Linked DNA regions of Mus musculus: regions 1 and 2 are each linked to region 3. A link is a loop called in an ENCODE intact Hi-C map of the cell type or tissue named here. Cell type or tissue: left cerebral cortex. All regions are shown on one strand. Links, peaks and the distances in the headings refer to the core of each region. The heading gives the core; the rest is flanking DNA. Region 1 holds the start of Clcn5 (chloride channel, voltage-sensitive 5). Region 2 overlaps Clcn5 (chloride channel, voltage-sensitive 5). Region 3 holds the start of Magix (MAGI family member, X-linked).

What was found. Hi-C counts contacts between places; a loop is a spot of excess contacts. Peaks named below come from ENCODE experiments on the same cell type or tissue, not always from the same donor. Only the 100,000 strongest peaks of a DNase experiment are listed, where the experiment ranks them.
Region 1: a loop joins it to region 3, with 2.8 times the contacts of the local background. A loop is called at or near these places in 3 of 42 quality-filtered maps.
Region 2: a loop joins it to region 3, with 3 times the contacts of the local background. A loop is called at or near these places in 3 of 42 quality-filtered maps.

The regions. Positions count from the first base shown.
Region 1 is chrX:7,319,053-7,327,245 of GRCm38, reverse strand. Clcn5 (chloride channel, voltage-sensitive 5) reads left to right here and starts at 7,888. Exons shown (of 14, transcript NM_001243762.1): 1 at 7,888-8,140. In left cerebral cortex, for the core only: a CTCF peak has its summit at 4,786; a DNase peak (open chromatin) is centred at 4,755.
Region 2 is chrX:7,308,623-7,316,815 of GRCm38, reverse strand. Clcn5 (chloride channel, voltage-sensitive 5) reads left to right here. Exons shown (of 14, transcript NM_001243762.1): 2 at 1-157. The coding sequence starts at 142. Among named protein-coding and RNA genes, the nearest start is that of Clcn5, 6.6 kb to the left of the region's middle. In left cerebral cortex, for the core only: no CTCF peak of the experiment used is centred there; DNase peaks (open chromatin) are centred at 1,542 and 4,222.
Region 3 is chrX:7,676,122-7,684,314 of GRCm38, reverse strand. It overlaps Magix (MAGI family member, X-linked), which reads left to right and starts at 3,226. Exons shown (of 6, transcript NM_018832.2): 1 at 3,226-3,365; 2 at 4,269-4,415; 3 at 7,113-7,195; 4 at 7,979-8,193. The coding sequence starts at 3,317. In left cerebral cortex, for the core only: CTCF peaks have their summits at 4,339 (motif pointing left) and 5,147 (motif pointing left); DNase peaks (open chromatin) are centred at 4,362 and 5,131; H3K4me3 peaks cover 662 bases.

The DNA of each region.
Region 1 (8,193 bases), core at 1,862-6,861, 360 kb after region 3:
TAAAGTGATAACCCATCTACAAAGAAACAAACAATAGTAACAGTAGAAACCCGCTAAACAAACAGAAAATATTTTAGTTTCTGTCTCCAATTAATTCTGTTTTTACCCATCGTGATTTCGTTATGGAGTTACCTGATCTTTCCACACCCTACCCTCTCAGTTCCCTGATGTCCTCTTTTCAAGTCATTTCCCAACCCTTTTGTAGCTCCTTGTATCCACCTTGTCATTATCAATTTCTCTTACCTCTTTCTTACATCCTTGTAGTTGAACATAGCTGGGGGGAAAAAAACCAACAAAAAAGTGCACTCTCACTTTAAATTCAGGACCATAAACCTCAAGTGGGCACTTAATGTTGCCAGGAAATCACATAGTATTATCCTGGTCCATTTGCACTGCTGGTTTCCTAGACAACTACTTCATACCTTCTCCTCTCCCTTCAAACCTTTAACACCTCCGCATACATCCTCATTTTCAGCCCAGGACCTGACTTCCGGTTTCAGAGAGAAAATAGAGGCAATCAGAAAACAAAGCTCGCAAATTCGGGTTACCGAATCTCCTCACACACTTAAATCAGTGCATATATGCCCCCCCCACCCCCAGTACTGCTTGAGGAGAGGTAGCCCCTCCACTTTTCATGACATTGCCTCCTGGCAATTTTCTCTTCTCTTGCTTTCTTCAGGTTCTTCCCTATTAGCTACAATCATGTTATTGTCTCCCCCATTAAAAGCATTTTTTAAAAAATATTTTGAGTCAGTATGCTTTAGCTCTCATTCATCCCACATTTTTTGCCCCCCCCCATTACAGCAAGATTACTTGCTAAAATTATCCATTGCTAAAATATTCAATATCTGTAACTCTGCTCTTTCCATTTTTTTGGTACCCATTTATTTTGAATTACATAAATCCATGGAAAGTTGCAAAAATAACACAAAGAAGCCTTTTGTAAATTTCACTTAGGCCTTTCTAGCAGTTACACATTGCTGGCTATACAGTGGTGTCAAATCTGAGAAATCAACATAGATAATAATGCATATTCATGGTTCTACGCCACTGCATCACATATGTAGATTGGTGTAGGCTGATGATAACTAAGACACAAGTGAGCCAAAACCCATCATCCTTCTCTACCCAGTTAGAGCCACATCCCTTCTCTCCCACTGTCCATTCCTAACTCCTGGTAAGAATGAACCTCTTCTCCATCTCTGTAATTTTCTGATTTAGAAAATGTTGCATAGGCCAGTGAGATGGGTCAACAGCTTACTGAGAAAGTGTGACCCCTTGAGTTTGTTTCCTGGAATCCATGTAAAGGTAGAAAGAGGGATGTGACTCCACAAAGTTGTCCTCTGATATTCATACCCTTGCTATGATATGTGCTTACATGTCCTGTCCTGCATGCATGCATGTACACACACACACACACACACACACACACTAAAACTATAACATTAAAGAAATAAAATGCGATACAAATGAAATTCTACAATAAAATAACCTAGCTAACTTAAAATTTTTTATGTGTATAAATGTTTTGAATGCATGTATATCTATGTATCATATGTGTGCAGTGCACACGGAGTCCAGAAGAGGGCAGCATATCCCCTGAACTGGAGTTATAGAGGGTTGCTAGCTTCCATGTGGATGCTGGGATCAAACACTAGTTCTTGGCAAGAGTAAAAAAATGCTCTTAAATTTTCATTCAGTGTATTTTGATTATATTCACCCTTTCTCTCCTAACTTCTTACATATTCTTCTCCACCTTCCTACCATTTTGTTTTTCTCCTTTAGATAATTTATTCATTTGCTAAGAATTTCCACTTTTATTCATTTGAGCCTATTTGTGATATCAGTTTGAAGCATTTTTTTCCCATAGAGCAGTTCAAAATCCTTTGAATTATCGTTTCAACATCTGTGCCATGTGGACCATAGTATTGGTTGACTTTTCTTTTAGAATTTGAGTTTCTCCTGGAATGTTTTATGGCCCCACTCTTTCCTGTTCTCTCCTTGCTCTTTTACCCATTTCATGGTGGGTGACAAACGGTTAAAGAAAACCAAAGTCTGACCTCCTCCTTCCCTGAATCCACTTGGTTTTTGCAACTCCCAGTTACTTAGGACACAAACCTTGGCCATTCTTGTTTTTTTTTTTTTTTCGTACTATCTCACATCCAATCCATCAGCAAATCCTGATAGGGCAGCCTTGGATGAAAATGCAGGCTCTGGCTACTTCTTATCATCGGACTGCAATCGTCTTGCTCCAAGCTTCCATTATCGCTTGCCTAGCTTGCGAAAATCTTCTCTGCAGAGTTGTTTTTCTTTCTCCCTTTGTCCTCACTTTGTAACTCAGTAGGCAGAATAGATCTTGCAGTCATTTCAGGAAAGAAAGCACATCTTGTTGTTGTTTTCCTAGCTGCTCTCACGCCTCCCAAGCTTCCCAAGCCGTGGATGAAACAGGAAAAAAATCTTAACATGGCTGGGCAGGATTGGGGAGGCTTGGAGGTTTCTAACCTTGGTCCCAACTTCTGTTTTCCTAGCTCACTGTTTCTACCATGCTACTTAGTCCCCATATTGTCAGGCAAGATTGTATCTGACCACCTTCCCACTTTTTTTTCTCCCTTACCTGAACAATTAGCAGCAAGCCCAGGTTTCTGTGCCAGTCACAGACTCTACACATTGAACTACACCCATGGCCCTAGAACTCAAATTATTTTTTTGTAAGAGCAGAAAGCTTTGTCTACTCTCTCTCTCTCTCTCTCTCTCTCTCTCTCTCTCTCTCTCACACACACACACACACAGAGAGACAGAGAGAGAGAGAGAGAGAAAGAGAGAGAGGGAGAGAGAGAGGGGTGAGAGGGAGAGAGAGAGGGGAGAGGGAGAGGGAGAGGGAGAGGGAGAGGGAGAGGGAGAGGGAGAGGGAGAGAGATTCATAGGATAAATACATCTCTTAAGTCTGAGCCCACACGTTTGCAGCATTGTATAGCATGATCGCATGTGTAGTTAACAAGGTGTTGTTAACCAAGGCCACGGTAAAAACATGTAGTGCAACACAAGCCATTATTGCTAGATACCCGTAACTCATTATTTGTTTCCTCTTGAATTAATTTTTGTTTGTTGCATATTCAGAAATCCTTTACTGTTGCCAAGTTGTTGTTATTGTTGTTGTTTTTCCTGACCCTCACATTCAGCTCTGTGACCCCCATATAAAGTAGTGACCAACAGTTTAAGAAGCTGGGAGGGAGCTAGGGAAATCTGTTCATTGCCTTTTATTCTGCTTCATTTTTCTGAAACTAACCTTGACATTTCTTGAGCACTCTAGATGTTTGGCTTTGAAATTAATGTCCCAGCTGGTACAGAGCATGCTTAGCAAAGTTTAACCCTTAGCATCACAAAAATAAAGACAAAAGTGGCATTGGGAGATAGCACAATAGTGAAATATATGATAAATACAAACAATACCAGAAGCATTCAGGCTTTCCCTTTCATGGCCACACAGCTATCTCTTTGGGCCTTTACTTGCAGTGTTAATTTGAAGGTGAAAGAAGTGCTTGTAGCCATGATGGTTCAGAGAGCACAGTGATGTGCTTTTGTGACATGAGTGCTTTTTCATTATGTAGACGATTTCATCATATCACTTACGTATAATTGACTTTTAACAAATGGTTGTCAACTCTTTCAACATTTCATATAATTTGTTTTGATTGTATGCACCTCCCCCTACTCCTTTCTCTACTCCCTTCCTTCTCCACTCCATCTCCCTACCTCCCCTCAACTTTGTGTCCTTTTTCCTTTTTAAAGCAATAAACAATTGAGTCCAGTGTTTGCTGCTCATAAACTCTCAGGTGCGCAGCCATCGAGTGGAGTGTGCTGGACCTACCATGAGCTATGCTCTTAAAGAAAACTTGACTCTCTCCTCTTCAGAAACCATCAGCTTGCCATGGCACGTTGGTCAGGGGTGAGCACATACTTGGGGACCCCTTCGGGGTCCATGTTGAAATGTTGAATAGCTTGATTTTGTGGGTCTTATGTCTGCAGGCAGCCACAGTGGTTTGAGTTCCTGAGTGTGCGGACCCTGATGAGTTCAGAAGACACTTAGGTAGTGTGTCCATTTAAGCAGAATCAAACTCATAGTTTATTATATAGTCCACACTGGCCTGGAACTCAAGATCGCCCTGCTTTAGTCGGCAGAGGAGTGGGGTTACAGGAATGAGTCACCACAATTTGTAGCTTTTAAAGAAACCATTAACTTTGCTTTATCAGCACCACAATTTAATTTCTTCGCTTAGAAAAATAGACATTTACATCATCTCCCTACAAATATTTCCCCTTAAATCTAAAGACCTTAATCAAGGAGTCTTCCTCACTACCACCATCACCGCCGCTACCACCATCATTATCATTAGTACTAGGTAACATTTGTTAAGTGCTGATTGTTAAGTGTTTATTGATACACTTAAACATTATATAAGAAACCTGGTAACTCAAAAAAAAAAAAAAAAAGAAGAAGAAGAAAAAGAAGAAGGAACAACAACAACTAATACGTCTCTACGGCTGGGTTGTTTTGAGCCTATGCAGTCTGACTTTAGAGCCTGCTGTCACGACTTTTTTCTTTTTTTAACTCACAAAAGATGAAATGAAATGTGTGTGTGTGTGTGTGTGTGTGTGTGTGTGTGTGTGTGTGTGTGTGTGTGTGTGTGTGAATTGGGTGTGTTTAAATATTGGAGCCCTCCAAGCTGTTGGCGGTCAGTGGCGACACCACGTGGCTATATTTATGTATTGCAGCCACGTCATACTCTATGAGACTCTAAGCCTCTCAAATAATCCTACAGATGAAGCAAAGGCTCTTGTCTTGGAGGGATAAACTTGCTTCCAGTCAGCCTGCCCTTTTTCATGCCCCTTTATCAGAGGAGACTCTTTTGACCGTTACTTGTATTGTAGTTCCTCGGGGATTGGGGTGGGTGCTTCCTCATCAATGCACAAGTGAGCTCTTGTTTTTCTCTCCTGAAGTGTTGAGCAGGACAAAAAAGACAGAAAAGAGAAACTTCTCAAAAAAACAAAACCAAAACCAAACCAAAACCAAAACCAAACCAAACCAAACCAAACCAAACCAAACCAAACCAAAAACACACCTGATTTCAGTTCTTAAGGAAGAGTCCTAACAAAAGGATTGCCTTGTTCAAACGTTTTCACTATTGGGCATATTAGTAAAGTGCATATTTACCATGCACAAATCATGTGTGTGTGTGTGGTGTGTGCTCGCACATCACACATCAAAGCAAACTTCCTCAATTCTTCCCCCATTTGTTTCTGAATCAAGTAGGAATATCTGTCCAGCATTCCCAGTCCTTCTAATTTAGCCTCGGTTCCTTTCCATTCACACCACACACAACCTCTATGCTTCGATACTGTAGTGTGGTATGTAGTAATAGGCTGGAGTGTAGGTGACCATGGTGGTTTAAAAAACCCCCTTTGTCCTTTTCAGTCATAAGCTAGCAGCATCTTGCTGCCTGCCACTTGTTATCACCCACTAGTATTGTCATCACTAAATCACCCCATGTGTGTGGAGGGCATAAACGAAGCTGGCACACAGAAGCAGCTTTGATTTGGGGCTCAGGTATAGAGCTTTAGATAAAGGCCTACCTGGATCCAACATTTCATATCTACTCCAGGGTTCCCAAGAATGCAGAGCTCTGGATTCACTCCACAGTCCAGATCCACACAGTGATGATCAGGGTTTGAGCTTATGGAAGCATGGCTTCTTTTGAAATTCATCTAACGTTTAGTCTTCTCCCATGACCCTATCTTTTTTCTCTGTGAGATGACCATTTTTTTTCCTGTTAGGTTTTGTATTAAAATAAGCCCAAAACTTCATTGTGTTTGATTATAGCTTTATCTCTGGAAGCTTTGCATGGCTTGGGCTCAGATACAGGTTTTATATTTCCAAACCCTTAACTTATCCAAAGTAGGCATTCAAAATTCACTGAGCATACATGGCCTTACTGAATTTTGCTCCCTTGTGTTAACATTGCTGATCTGCCAGGCAAGATGTGCCTACTGGTGTAATAGTGGCATGTTGATGGCCACTTTCTGATTGAAACCTTTATCACAGGAGAGAATTTTATGCCTGATACTGTAACTCCATGTCTGGGTCACTCCTTGGGTAGAACCTGCTATTTTAATTTAGCTAAATGATTGCCTTCCAAATATTAGTGTCTATAGCTATAGATCTGGGCTGTTCTCAACTTTGGTCTGAGGAGCTTCTTTTTGCCATGAAACACAGAAACTCACAACTGGCCAAAGTTCTGAGAAGAGACTGAGTGCTCAGCCCGAAGTCTAAATGACAGAATTCTCAACCCTACCCCCACCCCCAATTAGGCCTAAGGGCCATCTTAGAAGAGGAGATTGAAAGAATGCAGGAGCTGGAGGATGCACAGGAGTGCTGTAAAAGACTGTCCTTTGTCCACAAGGTCACTGACTCCTGAACAAGACCAAGCCACCAACATTCCTACAGAGATGGGAGAGGTGATATCCAGACTCTATTTCTTACTGAGATTCCATTGGTAGTTGATAGCTTCCCACCTGGGGAGAGAGAATTGCTCTTCTTTGAGGGTGTGACCTCTGGTAGGTTTTTCCTGGTCTGTCGAATGGTCCCACACTCTTGCAAATATGGGCAGCACTAACTGGATTTATTGGGTTACTAACACAAGAAATTTGAAATTATGAGGGGAGGTGTTGGGGGAAATATGGATTTCTTGGGGAGAATTGGAGGGAGCAAATGGAAGCGTATAAGATTATAGTTTATTGTATACTTGTATAAACTTCTCAAAGAAAAAAAAAGTCTACGGGTGTGGCACAGGTCTACAATCCCAGCGCTTGGGAGGCAGAAGCAGCTGAGTATCTGTGATCCCAAGGCCAGTTTAGTTTACATGGTGAGTTTCAGGCATCCAAGGCTAAATAGTGAGTCCCTGTTGCAAGAAAAAAAAATACTATTTACTACAGTGGATTTTGAATTTGAATACTTGGCTTCTAGGTAGATTACTTGTGTTGATGATGTGGATTCCAATCTTAGTTCTTGCAATAAATTAATAGCTGCACTCCATTTGTATAACCTGTTCATTCCTCACAAGGATAGGATAGTTCTTCTAATTATTCGGAATGGCTTTGGAGACAGAGAGACCTCAGTTGGAATCTGAGCTTTATTTTGTGTTTTGTTTGTCTGTTTTTGAGACAGCATCCTGCCTTCAAACTTACAATATAGCCTAGGATGACCTCGCATCGATTCTCCTGCCTTCAACCTCAAAGAATCGGGATTAGAAGTATATGTCACCTTGAGTTTTCGCTTGACAATGATTAAATTGGCAATAATACCTATAAGTAACTGCAGTATAGATTTCCCTGTGTTGGATTAAATTGGCCCCTGCAAGCACTACTGTATTTGATCACTATTCTTATTGCTACTACAGTGTGAGATTGGAAAAGCTATGTAACCTTTCTGAGCCTCTGTATTTTTATGAGGGAAAACGGATAATGACACACTCTTCATGAGTTCTTGTGAGCATTAAATGAAACGAATAAAGTATATTAGCCAGAACAATGCCTGGCATAAGGGAGGCTTAAATTTGTGGTCTGATGTCCGCTGTGGGCAAGATACTCAGGATAAACAGTTTGTTCTAAAGACAAAAGCAAAACCAAGGTAGGCAATCTGCAAACAATGAAACCGAAGGGAGCATTGCTTTTTTTTTCCCCCAAATGCAACTGACACGCCCCGCATTTGGGTTGGATCCGCCCAGTCCTCATTAAATATGGCTGCAAGCCCGACTACCCTATTGCGGTTGCGCATGCCGAAGCTCCTCCCAGCTGCTGCTTCTCGGTGGCGCTTTCCCCCCTGGCCGGCCCGAGGTGCCTGGAGCGGGCCCTCCGTGGCGCGCATGCGCAGACGCCGTCTTGGCAGAGCTAATACTCCAAGGCGCCTGTCACATGAGCCTCGCTCCCGCTCCGCTCCCCCTCCTCCCGGCTGGGCTGTGTGAATGAAGCTCTGCCGGCTACGTGGGGCGCTAGCTCTACTCGCCGTGTGGAACGCCAGAGCCGACTGAGCGCGCTGCCCACCGCCGGTGGACACGGGCTCCGCCGCGCCGGACCTCGGTGACAGGTAAAGGCAAATGGGCTTCCCTTCCCCAACAGGTCCTTCCCGGCTCACCGGCC
Region 2 (8,193 bases), core at 1,353-6,352, 370 kb after region 3:
CCTTAGAATCTTGCAGAAAGCAGAATCACACACTTGCATCTCCATCTATACCCTCCTTTAAGTCCCCCTCCAAAACTTGGGGGGGGGAGCACTGGAAAGCTCTGAGCCTGTGACCCCAGTGTGGGAGAAGATAGGTACAAGATGGCCATGTGGCAGGGTAAGAAATTAACACTTATTCCTCTAACTGGTTTTTCCTCCTGCTGTCTTCCACCCCCACCCCACCCCCAGTGCCAGTAGCTGCCAGGCAGCTGTTTCTTTAATTTAACCCTTTCTTTACCAGGGTGGTGCACATTCATTTAAGAGAAGCTAGAATATTCAAATGATTCTCAAGTGGATGTTAGTGGGAAGCATTGAGAAGAATTTCCTTCAATTAAATATGTATTTCTGGGGATTATTTGTGAGGGGATGATCCATTTCCCCCCTATTTGTGGTTTTCATTTGTTTCAATCAAATTCATTTTGTAAGATTCTTGGAAATCGGGGGAGACACACTTTGCTGCCTCTCAAGCTTCCTCTTGTCAATGAAGACTTTTGTGGGCGGGGCGGGGGCGGGAGCGGGGCGTGGCATTGAATAGCTCATTGAATCTTATGTGTATATTTATATTGGCGCTAGAAGGAAGATGCTCATTTTCATGTTATAACGTACCCAAGAGCCAAGCTCAACAATATTTTAGGTGATAAATTATATCTCTTGTTGCGAGTTTCTATCTCATGCAAAGTTGTTATTTTTAGTGAGGTTGGACATCAGTCTCCAGGATGATCAGAATTTTCATTAGCATCTTATGATGACTACAGAAGAAATGCGGGTTTAAGAAATGATTGACAAAAACTACCGAACTATGTCTGTGACCCACAAAAGGTTCAGGACTGCTTACACGAAACAGAGTTTAAAAAAGATAGCTTCAATATCTGTGAATGGCCAGAAGCTAGATTTGTCTGTGAGGTTCATGAGCCTTTTAAAAATGTTCTCTTGGGTTTGTGATTTAAAACATGCACATACCCAAATGTAACAAACAGCTTTGACATACATGGATTGTCAGTTTAAAGATGTGTTTTGAAAGGAGATTTGGCTTGGATGCTGGATTTGATGGGTATTTCTCACAAACAGTGAGGTGGCTCAGTGGGTAGAGGTGTTTGCCACCAAGGCAGACAACTTGAGTTCTGTCCCTGAGATCCATATATGATGGAAGGAGACAACAGATTCTCACAAATTGCCCTCTGACCTCCTCATCTGTGGCATGTGGTGTGTGCACGTGTGTGTGTGTGTGTGTGTGTGTGTGTGTGTGTGTGCGCGCGCGCGCGGTTAAATCCTAAGACGTTCTTTTCCTTCACCAAGCAGACTAGAGACAGGAGGAAAGCGCAGAAGCTTGGCTTCCTCCTGATCTGGGAAAGGCAGACTTAGGAATAAGCTGGGCCCCAGGGAGTATTACCATAGGGAAGGTGTAAAGTGAGATGCAAGCCTAGAGAAAAAGCATGGCGAACTTTGCGGTTTGAGTTGCTCTAAAACTGAGTAGGAGGTGGCCATATGGCTACGTGAGAGAATCGCGTTCGAGGCAGACAGAGCGGCACTGTTCAGGAACTTCCAGCTTGCTTTGTTTGCCTGGTGTGAGATGAATCAAGGAAAGGAGTCGGAGGCCAGAAAATAAAGAACCTTGTATGTTCTAGGAAGGCTTTTTATACTCTCTCCTGGAGACAAAGATTCTAAACAGGGAAGTGACAGAAACAGATTTGGTTTGAGAAAGATTCCCTTTGGCAGCAGTGCTGAGCTGAGGGGGTGCTGGAGACAGGAGAAGGCTGCACTCATTGAGATGCTTTCTCAAGTAGAGGTTTAGGGGAAAGGTAGTGAGGGTCTGAGAAGAGAAGCAAGGGGAGTGCGCTTGGAAAGCGTATGGTGAGTTCCTGCATGCTGCAAGACGGGCCTGAAGAGCTGACCCTGGACTGACGGCCAGCTTGGGTGTGGAAGCTACAGTGCCCTTCTCCAACATGGGAAACATGAGAGGTGGCTGGAGGGGAGGCTAGCTGCTGGTGTACTAAACTTTTGACCTCCTTAGCTCCTTTTGATTCCTTTGGGCTGTCAGGTTGATGTTTCAAAGGCATTTTTTGAAAAAGTATCCAGTCCAGAGTGTGTGCAAGTGGGGACTGCTTTTGTTTCTGGTGATGTGTGTGAGTTTGTAGTTTTCCACTCCAGTTGTTCTGATAGTGTTGTCATGTTTAATGATTAATAATTATTAATAAATGAAATGTCATATTTTCTTAGCAACATTTCTTAAGAGCTGAGGCTCTGCAACATGATCTGCTTAACTTTAAAATGGACTGAAATCTCATTTTTTTGATTGTTGAGAGGGAAGGGTTCTACATAATTTAGCATTTAGGATCACTGCAGTTTAGTGGCTGTTTGGGGGCAACTTTTAAAGGGGAAATGATAGTTCCAAAGTTAGCCACGTGAATCTGGATCGAACTATTGGCTTAATGGCTTGAGAGCTGTGAGGCTTTGGGCAATTTATTTGAGCCCTCTGTGATTCATTGACCTCCTTTGTAAATGAGCATGAGAATAGAACTTAGTATATACGGTTGTGAAGATGGTTTGAGTTAAACTTGATACTATACAACTGTACACCCATAATCTAATCATGAGACACTTAGAATGTAATTTAGTGTGTAAATGTATTCATAATTTAGTAATAGCTATTCCTACTACTGCTGTCACCTGATAGTACTATTGTTTTACTTTAGTTTGGATGGGACTGGAGCCTTATTCTGAAGATGTCATTTCAGGTTGTCTCTGGAAGCCTAGCAAGATAATAGTCTGTTTGGCTCTTCAGGTAGAGATTTAGATCTGAGGATAGTCTTAGGAAACAAGAAACTCCATTGTAGAGTCCAGAATGTCCAAGATCAGATAGGTATTACTTGAGCGGAATGAGAGGATTTGAAATCAGTCTTGGGATTCTCTGTTATGTTCTTTTCATGGGTTTACGGAAGAGGGAATCTGTCCTCAGTTCAAGGAAGCTTTTGCACTCATTTCTTGAGGCAATTAGTTGGGAAATCTCAAGAGCTAAAAATCTCAAACCTTCCCCTTTTTTGGATCATTGTTGACTAATTCTTAATGGAACATCTGATCAGAAATCATGCACCTCTTCGACATGGCCAACGGTATTATTTTGAGCTCACTCAATGGGGTGATAATGCATAGTCTGGCTACTTTAAACACAATATGCAGAGGGTGCATTCATATTTCTGATAACTGAAAGTCAGTGTTAAAAACATCAGGGGGTTTGCTCTAATGATTGAGAAAACACCAAAGAGGAGACGTGTTAGTTTGAAGTTAAAAGGAGACTCGAGTTCATTATTTATAACTTTACTGAACCCAAGTTATATACTGGATACTACTAGGCCCCGCAGATGCAGTAGTCTAGGAAAACAGCTACAGACTCTGAGCTCCTGGAATTTACCAACTAGGATAAAGGTAACATTTCAAATTAGTAAAATAGTTTATTTAACAAACTTGCTGAAGTAATTTTGAAAAAATACATATCTACATACATTTAGAAGGATTAAAATAGTTTTAGTACTAAAGGAGGGAGGCTAGCAAAATTTTCTGTGCTTTAAAACATATTTCTGCTCAGGTCTCAGCCCCCCCCCATTGGAATTCATTCCTAAGACTTCAGCATTTAAAGGAGCCTTGTGAACAATTCTGATGTCTAATCTTGTTTGAGAACTGCTTCACTAAGTAATTCAACATTAAATGAGAGTGAAATGATGAAAGAACTGAAAACTAGGGAATGACATAATCTCGAAGTAGATATTTATATGCTTAATAGCAAAGGTAGACATAATAAAGAAAAAGATTAATATCACTAATTATGTAATAATTTAAAACTTCTGCACATACCACAAATAAAGTTAATGAGAAAACTAGGAAGAATTGCATGCAGTCCATTGCATTTAACACAGGAAGAAAAAGCACGTGACTATTTTGCTAGAAAGGCACACAGTGACTGGGAGGGAAATCTGCACAGAGAAACATATAAACAGAGAAATTCAAGTGACCAGTAAACACGAAAAGCGTACTCTCCGTTGTTGTGAAAGAAAGGGGAATTAGAATAGCATACAATTTTCTCCAGTATAATTTTGCAAAGATTAAAAAAAAAAGAATGGCAGAACTCAGAGTTGGTAAAAAATATGAGGAAGCAGCTGTTCTCACACACGTCTCCTGAAAATGTCAACGGAGAAATACTTTTAAAATGTTTATAGTTTGAGTGGGTGAGTAGGTAGTTATTTTCTTCTCTCTCTCTCTCTCTCTCTCTCTCTCTCTGTGTGTGTGTGTGTGTGTGTGTGTGTGTGTGTCTTCTAGAGACAGGGTTTCTCTGTGTAGCCCCAGCTGTTCTAGAACTCGCTCTATGGGCCAGGCTGGGCTCAAACTCAGAGATCTGCCTGCCTCCCCCTGGAGAGTAGTTTAATACATATTAATTTATCCTAAGGAAAGAATTAAAGATGGTGCTCCAAGGATATATGAATGAATATATTAACTGTAGCATTTTCAGTGTTTGGAAAATTGGTGACATTTGTATTCTATTACAGTCATACAGTGGAATACTGTAGTTTCTAAAAGTGATAGTGCCCTACTTATTGGCTTAGAAATTGATTTATGATATAGTGTTACATGAGGAGAAAAGCAGATTTCAAATGATTAATAGTTAAAAGTCTGGTTCATTGTGTGTATTAGTATTTCTCAGCTCCACCCTCGCTAATATATTAAATGATAAGATAGTTGCTAGCCTAATAGTTCCCAACTCCTGTGCTCATCAGTATTGTGGATTAAAAAAAAAAAACCTTGAAACTGGGGCTGGAGAGATGGGGCTGGCTCAGCAGTTGAGAGCACAGGTTGATCTTCCAGAGGACCTGAGGTTGATTCCCAGCACCCACATGGTGGCTCACAGCCATCTTTAACTCTAGCCCCGTAGGAATTTGACACTCTTTTCTGGCTTCTGAGGGCACGGTGGTACAAAGGTGAACATGTGGGCAAAATAGCCATACACATAAAATAAAATAAAATAAAATAAAATAAAATAAATTCAGACCAATTTAATCTGATTCTCTCCAGGTGTTGTGTCATATGCCTTTAATCCTGAGATTTGAGAGGCAGATATCTATGAGTTCAAAGCCAGCTGGTCTACACTAGTGACTTCTAGGCCAGTCAAGGCCACATAGTGAGACGATATCTTTTTAAAAAAATGATTTTCTTGGAGTGGGTGGAAATTAATTAGTATTTTTAAAGCCCCCCATACCCTCATGATTTTAATGTACAATCAAATTTGCGAATCACTAAGTAGTGGTTGAAAGGATGAAGTAGGGAAAGTTACTGTTTCATATATGGGCTCAATGTAGAGTAGTAACTATTATTGTTATGATTTTAAATTATTAATAGTGAGATACCACTTTCATGTATGTTTTTATGTCCACAAATGCATAATACCAACAAAAGTCTGAAAGGAAAGCCAGGCATAGTAATACAGTTCTATAATCCCAGCACTTTGGAGGATGAGGCAGGAGGATTGTCCTGATTTCAAAGACAGCCTGAGCTATACCACATGGCCTGGGCTATAGTGTGAGGCACTATTTCAAAACAACAAAACCAGACAAGAATCATCTGCAAGGATACATAGAAAATTATTTAATAGGTGTAGCTCATTAGTAGAATGCATGTTCAGCATATTCAGCGTCCTAGGATCTATCCCCAGCACTGCAAAAACAGTATTAAATTAAAGATTCTGAGATGCACATGTCTACAGTCTTAGTACTCAGAAGGCTGAGGCAAGAGGAGCACCTGGGTTACGCTGTGAAATCCTGTCTCAAACACAAAACAAAATAAATTATAAATTTACTTTATTACATGGATTTCTTGTTAATTAATAAAACTTAATTTCTGAAGGAAGTATATACACACACATACGCACATTTTTACCTTATGATATTTATAGTACAAAAACTAGATATAGTTTCAATAATGGGCAATGCATATAAATTATGGCAGGTCTATATAGTATTGTATTTGGCCATAAAAAATGAAGACTAATGGCCTGTTGTTGTGATTCCAGTACTTGGGTGGTTGAAGCAGGAGAAATAAGAATTCTAGGCTATCCTAGGCTACAAAGCAAAACTTGTCTAAAAAAATATCAAGACTGATGTGGTAAATGCTTAGGAGAGAAATCCACACTAGAAGAAATGCTCCAAAGACAGTGCCTTGCTCCAAGTGCTAGGCTGAGCTTACGGTTTTCGCTGTCTTTGATACATTAGCTTATTTTTCAGATTTTGTACAAGCGGCGTGTATTGCTTTTAAAAGCAGCGAACAAGTAATTTGGAAAGGAGACAGAAAAGACTGTGGACTTCCAAAGAATGCCTAAAACAAGTAGCACACAATTGGGTGTCTGCCTCAGTTATGTGTCCCATCATACCTCTGACTAAGAAGCAAAAAGAAACCAGGCCCCAGACTGTTTGCTTAGAGCAGGCTTTTTGCTATTAACACTTCCACAAGGACACTTAATTTTTGGCTGCCTCTACAATTGATTAAAAAAATAATCTCCTGGGAGAGTGAAAGTGGGGACAAAGTGACTGTGCAAAGCAACATGGGAAATGACAGAGCATCTGATGAAAATTACATGTGTGAAAAGAAAGCAGATTGTACTAGAATTCATAGTTGCAATGGGAAACCAGTCTGCAGGCCTCAAATTCGAAAACTAGAAATTTAGACCTTGTAGGTTTTTCTTTTCTTTCTCATCATAGTGTATTTGTAAGTATTCCAATACTCTAGTGATTTGGCTAACACAATGGTAGGCCAAGATGGAGTGTTAGAAAGTAGTTCAGGAGTTGATTGCAGAGGTTTGCTGTGAAATCTGGATAGTCTGGCTTGCTAATTGGACCATTATTACCTAGAAAAACCCATCTGCTCCCGACTTGACCAAAATAGGAGCATCCTTTTGACTCTCAGAGTCAGGTTTTTATGGTAGTAGCAACGAAGCAGCATCCACCCCATTTCCCTCTCTGTCTGGCACGGTGCCTCCCTGTGGCAGGCGCTCAAGAATTAAGTTGTCAATTAAAAAATACAAAGAAGTTATAAATATAATAAAAATAAGTAAACAAAGGCATTTTGTCTCGCTTTCTCACTTTTCTCCAATTCCTCAGAGGGCTCAAAATGAATGGGGAATGAATTTTGATGGCAAGGATTGAAGCAGAAGTAAAGGAAAACACCTTTTCAGAAATGTTATTACCATCTAAGGTTCTTTCCCAAGCACACAGCTGTGGAGGAAACCCAGGGCCTGGTATCTGATATGACTGGATTTGAACCCACTAAAATTACCTCCTTTTCAAAAGACTAAGTTGTTTCATTGTGGGTCAAATATAGTCTTAGGGAGACAGTCACTTGGCTTTTGTCCTGGCTCTGTCACTGTTAGCTGTTAGCTTTGAGCAAGTTATTTAATCTTAAGTGCCTCACCTTCATCACCTATAAAATGGGGTCAGTAAAAATAGCTACTAATTAGTCTATCGGTGTAACAACTGTTAAAGGGTGACTGGAAGGATTGAATGAGTTAATATACATTTATAGCCCTTTCACCATTGCCTGAATATTGTTCAGAAGTCACAAACGCTACTAGTATGCAAAAGATATATATTATATATAATATACAGTATGTATTTATGAACGATAATATTTACTCCATGTAATTGTAGATGTGATTGAGTTAACCATAGAATTGTCAGTAGCTGTAGGACAAGAAATACCTATTGAAGGGTATTGAAGGGGCACTATTATTCAGGAAAGTGATCTTTCGTGTTATCCAATTCAAATGTTTAATCTTGCAAAGGAAGCAGCTGAGACCTAGTGAGTTACTCAAGGCCACACAGTTGTCACAGAGTACCTACAGCCCAGTCCTGGGGCTCCTGATAATGACTCCCCTTTTTGTCTTGTCTATTTATCCCTATATTACTGTGTTGTCTGCATTTGAGGCTGTGCTAACGTGCGTGTGTGTGTGTGTGTGTGTGTGTGTGTGTGTGTGTGTGTGTGTATGGTGGTGGGGTGGGATTGAATCTAGGGCATTAGACACGCTATGCAAGTACTCTAGCCCCCTACCCCCGAGCTCTATCTCCAGAACGTTTACATTTTATTTTCATTTTGAGGCAAGGTCTCATTCACTTGCCT
Region 3 (8,193 bases), core at 1,611-6,610:
CTAGGCACACATGCATGTGGAGGTCAGCGGATAACCTGCAGATGATTCCCTCCTAACGTGTGGGTCCTGGAGATTGGAACCAGGTCATCAGGCTTGGTGGCAGCAAATACCTTTACACAGTTAACCATCAGGTCACTATTTATTTATTTATTTATTTATTTATTTATTTATTTATGGGGGTCTCTCTATGTAGCCCTGGCTGTCCTAGAACACATTATGTAGACCAGACTGGCTTCAAACTCACAGAGATCCTCCTGTTTCTGCTTTCTGAGTGCTGATATTAAAGCCACCACAATTCCTTTCCTCATTCACGATTTAATTAAAAAAAAATTAACAATTGCCGGCCAGTGGTGGTGCACGCCTTTAATCCCAGCACTTGGGAGGCAGAGGCAGGCAGATTTCTGAGTTTGAGGCCAGCCTGGTCTACAGAGTGAGTTCCAGGACAGTTAGGGCTACATAGAGAAACCCTGTCTCAAAAAAATTGTTATGTGTATGGATATTTTGTCTGCATGTATATATGTGCACTGCATGCATGCCTGGTGCTGAAAGAGGCCAGGAGAGGGTGTGAGATACCCTGGAGCTGGAGTTAGATGGTTGTGAGCCACCATGTGGGGGCTCGGTATCAAATCTGGGTCCTCTAGAAGAACAATTAGCGATTAAGCCATCTTTCCAGCCCCAAACACTATTTTCTGAGATAAATTCTCTCTCTGTATCACAGGCTGGTCTTGAAATCATGATTCTCCTGCTTCAGCCTCCCAAGTGTTGTGGATTATAGGCAATTGGTTTCATACGCTTGATAGGGTTTGAATATAGTATACTAATAACCACGAAGCTATCATTGTAATGAAGATACTGAACATAGCCATCCCATCAAGTGTTTTCTATTAGCTCTTCCTCATTCTTCCTTCCTCACCCTGGACCCTTCTCAAGGCAACCTCAGGCCCATGATTTGACATTGCACATCAGTAGTATGTATTTTACTAGATGATTATCTAAGTAAAGTCATACAGCATGCCCTCTTTACAGAGGTTTGTCTGGATTCTTTTATATACTATAGTTATTTTTGGTGACTTTCTTTTTTTACAGTGCTGGGTATAGAACCCAGGACCTCAAGCTACTTGTGTACTCTATACTACTGACCTATACCTCCAGTCCATACCATAATCATTTTGAGTTCAAATTATTCATCCTTTTATATCTCTAAGTTGTGTGTGTGTGTGTGTGTGTGTGTGTGTGTGTGTGTGTGTGTGTGAGAGAGAGAGAGAGAAAGAGAGAGAGAGAGAGAACTAGGTAGTACTCAGTGCCTTGTTTATGCTAGACAAACACTCTGCTCTCTGCTACAACTTCTAACCTCAACCACATCTTTTGATAACGTCTCCATTGGCCCTTGCTGTCTTCTGAGTGTGTACCAAATTTTGTAGCCAAGTTGTGTAGCCAAATAACTCTGAATTTCTGATCCTGTCTCAGCTTCCCAAGTAGCTGAGATTCAGGACTGTGCCACTACACCCAACATTTAAGCTTTGGTTGTTGTTTGAGATGGGGGGGGGGTCTCACCATGTAGCTTTGGCTGGCCAGGAGCTCTCTGTGTAGTCAAGGCTGACCTTGAACTCACAGAGATCTGCCTGCTTCTGCCTTCCCAGTGCTGAGATTAAAGGTATGTTCCACTATGCTCGACTAACATTTTAAAAAAATATGTTTTATGCTTTAAAGTTCTTGAGGCAAAGAGTCTCACTGAGTTACCCAAGCTGGTCTCCAATCCCAAATCCTCCTGCCTCAGCTGCCTGAGTGCTGCAACAATAGGTGTATATCACTATATCCAACCCACTGCATCAATACAGCAGTTTGTGCACTTATCTACTGATGGACTTTTGGGTTGTCTCCAGTTTGAGGCTGTCAACAAATGCTGTGAACTGAGTTACAAGCCCTTTCCCTCCTTATTAAGGCTCTAACTCCCAAGTGACTGCAGATAGGGTCTTAGGAGGAATATAAGGTTTTTTTTTTTTTTTTTTAAAGATTTATTTATTGATTATATGTAAGTACACTGTAGCTGTCTTCAGACACTCCAGAAGAGGGAGTCAGATCTTGTTACGGATGGTTGTGAGCCACCATGTGGTTGCTGGGATTTGAACTCTGGACCTTTGGAAGAGCAGTCGGGTGCTCTTACCCACTGAGCCATCTCACCAGCCCGGAATATAAAGTTAAATGGTTATATAAGAAGAGAAAAGTTCTCTCTCCTTTCCCTCTCTCTCCCTCTCCTCCTTCCCCTCCCCTCCTTCTCCTCCTTCTTCTTCTTGTGTGTGTGTGTGTGTGTCTGCCATGTGTATGTATGCATGTATCTCTGGAGGTCAGAAGAGGGAGTCAGATTCCATAGAGGCAGAGAACTTTTTGTTTTTGTTTGTTTGTTTCTTTCTTTCTTATATGTGTGTACACTGTAGCTGTCTTCAGACACTCCAGAAGAGGGCATCAGATTTTTGTTACAGATGGTTGTGAGCCACCATGTGGTTGCTGGGATTTGAACTCAGGACCTTTGGAAGAGCAGTTGGTGCCATCTCACCAGCCCCCTTCCTCCTCCTCTTCCTCCTCCTCCTCCTCTTCTTCTTCTTCTTCTTTCTCTCTCTCTCTCTCTCTCTCTCTCTCTCTCTCTCTCTCTCTCTCTCTCTCTCTCTGTCAACCCAGTGTAAGGAGGACAGCTAGAAAGCAGTTACCTGCAATCCAAGAAGGAAAGACACACCCAGGACCAAATTGGCCAACATCTTGATCTTTCATTTTCCAGTCTCCAGAACAAGAGGGAATCAATTGTATGTTTATGGTTGCCCAAGTGTCTATGGTTCATAAACACTCATACTCAAGTCTTTATGAACACTCTGCATGCTTTTAGATAAGTACTCCGGAATGGAATGGGTAGATCACATGTGTATATTTAATTTGTTTTCTTTCTGATTGTTTATTGTTTAATTTTTAAAATCCTGCCAAGTTGCTTTCTAAAGATAGTGTACCATTGTCCATGTCCAGCCGGCTACTTGAATTCCATTTCCTGCATATCTTGTTTAACTCCGGCTTTTCAGTTTTAACCAGTCTCCAGTTAAGAGAAGCAGATGTACTTGGGGCAAAGCAAGGCTAGACTCTGACTTTACAGCTCCCGCAACCAGGCCTCCTTGCCTGCGGCCAGGTAGGTCACCTCCTGGTCCGGGCGCCAGGCCTGGGACTGGCCAGACAACAGCAGCGTCCAGGCCTGGGCTAGGAGCCAGGTGAGCGCGCCCCTGCGCTAAAAACTAATCATCGGGCTGCCCTGAGTCCACCAGGTTCACCACAGGCCATGGACTCTCGCGCTGGGAACACGGCAGACCCTAGAGGGGGCAGAAGAGGTACTGGCTTGGGTGGAAAAGAGAGAAAGGGAAGGAGCCGACCCAGGCCACCCACTCCTTGCTTGTGGACTTCTAATCATTTCCACCCCACAAGTGGTAAACATCAGCGTTGGTGCCCAGGCAGTCCTGGCAATAGCCAGGGGCCCAGCGATGAAAACCTTGTTTTAGGTCCCCTACCTATAGTCTCCAGGCTGTGTGTGTGTGTGTGTGTGTGTGTGTGTGTGTGTGTGTGTGTGTGTGTGTGAGAGAGAGAGAGAGAGAGAGGGGGGGGGAGGGAGAGAGAGAGGTGGGGGGAGCACATCAGATTCAGGAGACCTATGTCATGAGTCTAGGAAGAAAGCCTGGAGGCATCTGCTGGTCCTAGGCAGGCAGGGTGTGTAGGGAATTAGGTGGGTGGGCTGGGGATCTGAGGAGGTGGGGATCTGGGGATGCTTGCACTCGGAGGGGACACTGGGCCTTTAAGGGAACTCTTGGGAGTAGCAGGGATTGACCAGTGTACTGAAGGTGAAATTGGGGGATTCAGGGTTGTTTGCAGGGAGGAGTTTATGTGGGAGAAGCAGGGTCCCTGGACACATGGCGAAAGAAGTTTGACATTTAGTGTTACTAGGGGACAGTATGGTGACCTCCAAACAAATAAATCTGTTGAGTGCTCAGAGGTGTTCAGGTCTATTGCTGTCAAATGGCTACCTTCGGGGATTTTATGGGGTAAGGCAGCGGGCAATGTATACACTTGCGGCGGTCAGGGGTCCTAGGAGAGGAGGGGACTGTCGGGCAGCCCTGAACAAGTGACCGGGGATCTCCGGATACCTGGAGGGGCATTTCTAGGTCTTGGACTTAGAAATCACTCACGTCGGGACTCCAGCGCTCTGAGTCCAAGACGACTTGTCTCCTTCTCCTCTGCAGGAGGTGGCTTACAAGGGTCCAGGAGTCCCCGAGCTCGGCAGCTCCTGGAGCGGCTGGATGCGCGCCCCCTGGCGGCACGAGCCGCCGCGGACTTGACAGCGCTAGTACGAAAAGCGGGCGCCACATTGCGCCTGCGCCACACGGAGGGTAGGTACAAGGACTTGGTAGGGCGGGGCAGGAGGGGCTGGGCTTCTAGCTAGCCCTGGGACTGTTAGAGAGTGTGATTCCACCCGGAGGGTTCAGAGGCAGCGAGACCGTGTGAACTAGAGTTTATTCCTTTAGGTTTATTGCGATAGATGAGTTTCAGGACATTTGTGGAAAGTGCTGGACTGGATAGTTATTAAGGTCAGCGGGGCTCTGACTTGGCATTCGCAATCTTGAACACTTGGTAGCTGTAACTACCGGCAACACATACACAAACAAACCTAGGTGTAGGAGGGGGCCTAATTGGGAAGAATAGTTAACAGGACTGGGAGCAGATTAAGAGTACATAATGGGGCTGAGCAGTAGTACTTTAATCCCAGCACCCAAGAGAGGTAGATGCAGGTGGATGGATCTCTGTGAGTTCGAGGCCAGCCTGGTCTACAGAGCAAGTTCCAGGACAGCCAGGGTTACAACAGAAACCCTGTCTCGAAAAGCAAACAAACAAAAAAAGTGCATAACAGATGTAAGATTGATTTCAATACATTTTATACATACGTGAAACTGTACCAAATGTCATTTCCAAAGAGGAGAGGAAATGTCATTTCCTTAGAGGAAATGATTTCTTTGTAAAAAGGTGAGTCTGAGGGCTGGAGAGATGGCTCAGTGGTAAGAACGCTGCTCTTCCAGAGGTCCTGAGTTCTGTTCCCAAGCAACCACACGGTGGCTCACAACTCTCTTTAATGGGATCCCATGCCCTCTTCTGGTGTGTCTCAAGACAGCTACAGTGCACTCATATACATAAAATAAATGCATGAATAAAGACATCTTTAAAAAATGGTGAGTCTGAAATGCCAAAGTGTGGAAGCTCTGAATACATTAGAGGCAAATTTTTGTTTGCTTGGTTTTGTGTGAATGTGTATGTTGAAAGATATCATTTTTATTTAATTTTTTCCTGCTCCACCCCTTAATTTTATTTTAGAGACTGGGTCTCTCTATGTAGTCCTGACTGTCCAAGAACTTACTATGTAACCCAGGCTGGCCTAGAACTCAAAGATCCACCTGCCTCTGCCTTCTGAGTGCTGAGATTAAAGGCGTGCGCCACCACATCTGACTTATTTATTTTCAAGTGTGTTTGTGTTGGTAGGTATATACATGTGAGTTTATCAGATTTACCAGTTTCAGGCAGTTGTGAGTCTTCACATGTGTGCTGGGAATTGAACTCTGGTCTTTAGCAGGAATAATAGGAACTCTTAACTACTGAGCTCTCTCTCTAGTTCCTTGTTTTGTTTCATGAGACAAAGTCTCATGATGAAGACCACGTTGGTCTCAAATTTGAGCCAATACTCCTGCCTTAGCTTCTAGAATGCTGGGGTTAGTCTTCTGCTGTTGGTTCACATGTGAGAAATGAAGTGAATTTTGCAGGCTAATTAGAGGTTGTGATCTAGATTCTCAGGAAATAAAAATCTTGAAATGGCAACTTTCCTAGAAGGCCTTGCTTTAAAAAAAATATTGTATTTATTTAACTCTTGGGGTACTGGGACCAAACTCAGGATGTGGCACATGCTGGGAACTCCCATTACCAATAAGCTACAATCACACTTAGGGTGTTGCTTAACGCATACAGCCTATGTGTTCTTCCTTTCTTCCTTCCTTCCTTTCTTCCTTTCTTTCTTTCTTTCTTTTTTTTTTTTTTTTGATTTTTTCGAGACAGGGTTTCTCTGTGTAGTCCTGGCTGTCCTGGAACTCACTCTGTAGACCAGGCTGGCTTCGAACTCAGAAATCTGCCTGCCTCTGCCTCCCGAGTGCTGGGATTAAAGGTGTGTGCCACCAACGCCCAGCTGCCTATGTGTTCTTAGCATCTGGAAGGAAGATATGGAGGACTGATCACATGGATGGCAAAGGATTACCTAAGAAGGAGCCAGGACAGCTATTTCTGTAGGGTCAGCCTTAAAGATTGCTAGAGAAGGAGAATGGTAGTGTGGTCCCTAAATAGTCTAATGGTGGGCAAATCTGTGTGAGTTGCACAAGTGGGCAAATAGGTGAGGTTGAAATGTTAGCTGGTGGGGCTAGAGAGAGATTGTTTCATGGTTAAGAGTACTGGCTGCTCATATGGAAGAACCAGGTTCAATTCCCAGCACACACACATGGTAGCTCACAATCACAATGTCATTCCAGTTCCAGAGCATCTGACATCAGGTACACATGTGGCACACAGACATACATGTCAGCAAAACACCCATACACAAAAATTAAAAGAATATTTAAGGGGCTGGCGAGATGGCTCAGCGGGTAAGGGCACTGACTGTTCTTCTGAAGGTCCTGAGTTCAAATCCCAGCAACCACATGGTGGCTTACAACCACCTGCAATGAGATTTGAGGCCCTCTTCTGGTGCATCTGAAGACAGCTACAGTGTACTTATGTATAATAATAAATCTTTTTTTAAAAAAGAATATGCCAGGCGTGGTGTGCATGCCTTTAATCCCAGCACTCGGGAGGCAGAGGCAGGCAGATTTCTGTGTTCAAGGCCAGCCTGGTCAACAAAGTGAGTTCCAGGACATCCAGGGCTATACAGAGAAACCCAGTCTCGAAAAACCAAAAATAAATAAAATAAATAATATTTAAAAAGTTAACCCAGGAGTCCTAAGTTGGTTTCCATGTCACATCTTTTGATGTCCCTCTTTGTCTCTTTCATATCTAAGGTGTTAGTGGTCTGGATTCTGCAGATATAGAAGTCACAGACAGTCGCTTGCCTCATGCTACTCTTGTGAAACATCGACCCCAGGTACTTAATGCTATGTCCTGTGTTAACCTTTTGCTTCTGTTGAGTTTTAGACAGGGCATCTTCTGTAGCCCAGGCTGGCGGGAACTTGATAGGTACACTAGGCTATCCTCAAACTGAAGGTGATCTCTCTGCCCTAGACTCCCCAATGCTACAATTATAGGCATGTACTTCCTATACTATGCTGGCCAGTCTTATGTCAACTTAACAAACGGCTGGAGTTATCTGAAAGGAGGGAACCTCAACTGAGAAAATGTTTCCATAAGATCCGGCTGTAAGACATTTTGTTAGTGATTGATGGGGGGAGGGCTCAGCCCACTGGGGGTGGTGTCTTCCTTGGGCCAGTGATCCTAGATTCTATAAGAAAACAGACTGACTAGGCAATGGTAGCACACTCCTTTAATCCCAGCACTCAGGAGGCAGAGGCAGGCGGATCTCTGTTTGACACCAACCTGGTCTACATAGTGAGTTCCAGGACAGCCAATGCTACCCAGAGAAACCCTGTCTCGAAAAGAAAAAGAATAAAAGCAGGCTGAGCAAGCTATAGGTAACAGGCCAACAAGCAGCACCCTCCATGGCTTCTGAATCACGACCTGCCTCCATATTCCTGCCCTGTTTGAGTTCCTGGTTTGACATTTTGGTGATGAACTATGATGTGGAAGTATAAGCCAAATAAAGCCTCCCCCCCCCCCCCCAAGTTGCTTTGGTCATGGTGTCTCATCTCAGCAATAGTAATCCTAAGGTACACACCCAGCTAATTTATGTATACTCTTGCCCCTTTTCCAGCATCAAAGGTCTGAGACTCTAGGTACATGGACGGAGCCACTTCCAGTAACCCAGAATAAGGCAAGCTATGCTTTGAAAGTACCCCAAGCCACTGGCCGATTTTCTGTGGAGCTGACCCGAGGTCCGGCAGGTTTTGGTCTCACTTTAAGTGGAGGCCGAAATGTATCTGGGGATGCTCCATTGACCGTGCATGGACTGCTGAAGGATGGGCCAGC